Linked DNA regions of Homo sapiens: region 2 is linked to region 1. A link is a contact called in ENCODE Hi-C data. All regions are on one chromosome and are shown on one strand. Each heading gives the region's core, a stretch centred on a gene start or an enhancer-like site at or near the end of the contact. The rest is flanking DNA. Distances are from core to core; before and after follow the strand shown. Region 1 holds the start of LINC01170 (long intergenic non-protein coding RNA 1170). Region 2 overlaps LINC01170 (long intergenic non-protein coding RNA 1170).

The links. A loop is a pair of places that touch in the nucleus more often than their neighbours do. Pooled maps may share reads with other maps.
Region 2: a pooled map shows a loop between it and region 1 (2.6-fold over the local background). The contact joins the enhancer-like site here to the promoter of LINC01170 in region 1. A Hi-C loop is called at or near these places in 1 of 168 maps with a recorded cell type or tissue (gastrocnemius medialis) and 1 of 50 pooled maps.

The regions. Positions count from the first base shown.
Region 1 is chr5:124,437,266-124,439,779 of GRCh38, reverse strand. It overlaps LINC01170 (long intergenic non-protein coding RNA 1170), which reads left to right and starts at 1,260. Exons shown (of 6, transcript NR_125774.1): 1 at 1,260-1,385; 2 at 1,904-2,083.
Region 2 is chr5:124,340,957-124,343,470 of GRCh38, reverse strand. All of the region lies in intron 4 of LINC01170 (long intergenic non-protein coding RNA 1170), which reads left to right. Among named protein-coding and RNA genes, the nearest start is that of LINC01170, 96 kb to the left of the region's middle. Within about 2 kb of position 1,255, at least 7 of the 41 ENCODE cell types and tissues checked have a DNase peak (open chromatin) inside an H3K27ac peak, as active enhancers do.

The DNA.
Region 1 (2,514 bases), core at 11-2,510:
AGATGAGGCTTTGTTATTCTTGAAGACTGAGGTCCCGTAGGTAGCCTGGAAAACAGTTCACAAAAGGCTCTCTGAATAGTGAATGCACATGCTTAACAAATCTGTTTTTGCTAGTCTCCATTACCTTCCTTCAGCAGGTGTAAAGCTTTAGTTCTGATATTCCTCTCCATTGTAGATGCCTGGCTCTAAGCCTTCTTTGTTTCTACCCAGATGCCAGCTTCTAGTTAACTATTCTTTTTTTTTTTTTTTTAAGCTACCAACCATCTGGAGGAAATCTGATTGGGGCTAGGGTCATTTTTGTACCTTTTAAAATGCGGTGTAGGTAAAAGGATTTGTCAAACCCATGAATGACCCTTCTCAGATCTCAGAGGCACTTCAGATTGGCAAGGGACTCCTTCATGAAGAAGCTGACTCAAGCAGAGGTAGCAACAGAGGCAAAGAGGAGCATGCTGAAGCTACAAGATGGGTTGAGAAATATAGATCTGCCCAATTATAATTCAAACAAAAACAAGTGAGAAACTGTAGTCGGTTGAGGCACTCTTGGCCGAGCATCTGGGCTTGGCATGCATGCATGCATAATTAGGCTTCAGGCAGCTGCAGGCTTCCACAGTGCAACAGGGCAGGCAGGATATCATAATACACAGTAGGTTGCATATCAATGAAACTCTTTTTAAATTCACATGAAGCCTAAGATAAAAAGACATCAGCAAAAATTAAACAGCATTCAAAACGGCAGTGAATTGTGATACAGGCCACCAGGAAAACGATGAAACCCGACCTGGTTTCCCCCCATTGTTCTGTTTCCTTCACACAAATAGATTAGAGCAACAGTGCTGACTTTGTTTTAAAATACACACACTCATTAGATCAAAGTGATCAATGCACATTTAAGCAACTTTCAAGGCATCACAGGAAGAGTGAAATGGTCTGCTTTATTTTGAAAGACAACAGAGAAAATCACACACATGCATCGGGGCATTGTGATATGCAGATGGTTGGCTTTCAGAAGAATTAAATATTCATGGAAGATAAAAATCTCTCTCATTATATTTTTAATGTATATGAGGCTTTGGGCTCAATGCCCTCTGTGTTCACATAACAGACAGACCCTGTTCTCCAAACACATGGATCTGCACACAAGGACGGCTCAGATCACATCCCGAGATGTCACCCTGGCCCGGGCCGGTCAGGCCCTTCCACCGCAGGGCTGCCCCATGGCAGCCAGTGACACCGCTGAGACAACTTTGCCGTGGCCTTACTTTCATTTCCTTGGTTGTTCAGTTTATGGCAAAAGACCCTCAGCTGTGTTTTGTTTACTAATTCCCCTAAGCCTGCCTTAAATCCAGACTGCCAGGGCCACAGGAAATCTTTCAGACCCCTGACAGGTACGGGTAAGTCTCTGAGGTACCTGGGCGTTTGCATTTGCTTCTATTACTAACCCACGTGCAGCATTATAACCTTCCTGCTTTTTCTTGTTTATTCCATGTCTTTGTTTGACAGAGATTCAAAGGGGTTTCTCAGAGGCTTTTAATCTGATTAACTACACATGGGTGACCACTGTAAGGGTTGGGATGCTACAGGACAGGCAGCACTGTCGGGTAGGGTCAGATTTGTCATCCCTCCTGCCCTCGCTTTCCCCAACACACTCCCAGTTTTCCCCTCCCCCACCCCGTGTGCCAGCTCACTCAGAAAATAGGATTCCAGATATGCTTTTATTGAGGAAGAATAATTAAAAAAAAAGATGTGTTTCTTCTTCATAGGGTGCTGAAATAATGAATTTATTAACCTTAGATCAGTGAAATGAATGAAAACTAAACCTGCTTAAAGGAAAGCATTAAGGTGAGAAAAATAAATATTCCTCTACATTTCAATTTGATTCTGAATTTAGTTCATTTTACTCCAGTTAGAAAATTGGCTCCACCTATGGCATTCACTGGAGTAGTCATCATCTTCTACACCGTGTCATTTTCCGTGCTTCTTTGTACATACATTCTTTCCTATGCTTTAAGACTGTATCGTCTATAGAAGATGAGTAATTATGATGAAGACTGAATCGTCACAGCATTTTGTTGTTGGCGTTCAGGTAATTGTAGCTGCGCGTGAGGTAGTTATTTGACCAGGTCTAATGTGTTGAATTGGTCTCTTGCTTTTTTTTTTTTGGTCACTGCTGTTGCCCTCCAATAAATTCCATCTTATCTTCAACTTAGATTTAAATACATGTGTTTTCTAGGTGTTGTTTCTATGCTCATATTTTAAACACAAGCATAAATGTACTTACATTACTGGATTCCAAAATGTAAATAGGTAGGACACTCAGGAATCAGATCTAACTTCCTTTTATCCCCCTGTCTGTGAACTGTGCTTTCAGTAAAAAGTAATGTTTCCATGTTGGGAATTCCCATTATTTCTTTTAAATATCCTCTAAAGCCCTGGTTTAAATAGGAATCAAAGTTCTTATTCCAGTGAGTGGAACAATGCAGTAATATAGATGTAGGGATCAAAGACATCACTGAA
Region 2 (2,514 bases), core at 6-2,505, 96 kb after region 1:
TGAAGCAATTCAGGTGGGTTTTCCATTAGGACTAAGGTACACAGAGAGGAAATTTAAAAGGGTCCATCTGGTAAAGGAAATAAACAATTTGTAAAATGGCTGTATGGTATTGAATATACTACCAAGACTCCCTCTGTGACTTACATTTCATCTTCCTTAGAATACATGTGTTTGGGCTTATTAAATCTTGTCTTCACCATAATACTGTATTCTTTTACGTTATTGGGGGAAGGGAAGAAATATTTGTCTGTTCTCTATTAGTCATTTGAACCTAGGTCAATTATTTCAGCCCAAGTACTATAAATACTTTCATTGAAAACTGATTCCTTTTCTCTACTTTCAAGATTATGCTTTACTTTAACACATGCAGAAAAGGATGGATTCATCTCATTCATGGGAAACAGATGAGGAATACATTTTCTGTGAATGCTATTTCAAAAAGTAAGTTAATTTTAAATATTTGTTTCTTAGCTGGCTCCTAGACATGCATTTGGGAGCATGTATGGAGGGCACATGTTTGAGGGTGAGTTAAAGTATTTCAACTGGGCAGTGGGAAAATGATTGTTTTTTTTTTGATGCTTATGACTTGAATATTGTTCTAAACATTTGCTTAATCAGGGCTCTAGAGTGAAGTTGTATTTGAACCTTAGCCAAACTGGAGCATCACATTTCTGTGCTACAGCACTTCGTTCACTAGCGCTCTACCCCATGCTCACCTCCGCCTCCCGCAGCAACAGGCACACGCATACACACATGCATGCACACAGTGCACGCTGGACGTGGGCTCTGACTCTTGAAGCCTTTACTCCTAAAGGTCATTTTTTCATTCTTTTCTTGACCCCAAGCCTGGAATTGCTGCTAGAAATCTACCCACAGAATCCAGAGATTTTACAGACATAGAATTAGAAAATAAAGGCATGCCAAACTATGTTTCTAAAAAATGTCCAGAACTGAATTAAGGCCACATAGTAATTTTTTTTTATTGGCATACTACCAATAGCTTCAAATTGGATTTCCCGAGCCAAGAATGTCCTTAAATGAAATGCAGTGTGCTAGGAAGGCTTTTAAGACCTTTTCACCTCAAAGTGCAAACCTCTGAATGGGGCCCAAGAAAGCAAAGTCTAGATTTGGCATGCCACTTAAACCATGATTAGTAGAGAGTATCAGCATACTAGAAATAGCTGTGTTTGTGAACCTCCTGTTCTTCAGCTCTTGACTGCCAGCCAAGCCCCAAATCAATCCCAGAGAATGAAAACTAAGATAATAATGAGAAAATGGACTTTTCATGCCAAAAACTCAGGAAAGCCTCTTATTCTCCATATGTTGACTTTAGAGCACATAACACAGAGAGCAGTGCCCCTGGCCTGCTGGTCCTGTCTTCAAGACAGTTTGCCATGGCACTATAGACATATTCTCCCTACTGTTCAGGTCTCAGTTTCCTTATCAGGAACCTGGGAGCAATTGTGCTAATGTCCTCATGTGGAGCATAACACATTTCTTATACCTATATACTGGTGGATATTTTGGGGAATAACGGTTTTTTTTTTTTAGTAGATATTAAGCCTCACTCCAGCTCTGAGTTAGTATGCGGCAGAATTGATTTTTTTCTTTCCTTTGAAATATGTCCTTGTGCATTACTTGACAAGCTGTTGTGAAATGCTTAGAAAGCTCTCTTTTGTTTTGAGGCTGTACTTGCTTGGGTCTGCATCTGAACTGGGTGGGGATGGACGCACTTAACTTTTCCTTCCTACATAGCTGGGTGGGCGTTTACTGGCTGCTGCTATTTGTTATGAAGAATCAGCCATAAATCAGTACTCATTTTCCATTTTTTTCTTATTGATGAAATTGCTGTAGGAAAATGGCTTGTCTCCCAAGCTCCTGGAGCTCTGCAGGACTGAAAGCTGCGTACAATAAAAGTTGTTTTGACAGAAAACTGACCAAACGTGACAATGGACAGAGGGGAAACACAGAAGGGCGGGGAAGGAGGTGTACTTGCTTGTCTGTTTTGAGCCAAGGAGCTCTCTCTCTTTTTTTCTTTGTTAAATTACTTTTTCATATGAAGGACACAAAGGGAATGGCTCCTACTGGCAGCCAGAAGGCAGAAAACAAACCCTTTGAAATTTCTAATTTGTTTATAGATGGTCCTCCAGGAGCCACTGGAAAATAATTTTGTCTGCCAGAGACAGCGAACAGCTACCCGAGGGTGTTGTGCTGAAAAAAATGACTCTCTAGTTTTGGTCTTTGAATGTCTTATTGTTCAACACTCAGTAGTTGTTCTGAAATCAGTCATCTGATTTCAAATGACTGATTTCAGAGAAAGAAAATGAAAGAAAAATCTCTTCCCTATCCTCTGGCCTGAGTTTCTAGGAAAGGTGCTTAAAAATTTTTTTATTTTGATGTGAGTTTAAACTGTGTGTTGATTAATTTTTGAACGACACAAAGGTTTGTTAATCTTGCTTCCTAACATGTCTTTTTCTCTCTGGGGGAGGATGTTAATTTTCATGGATACTTTCT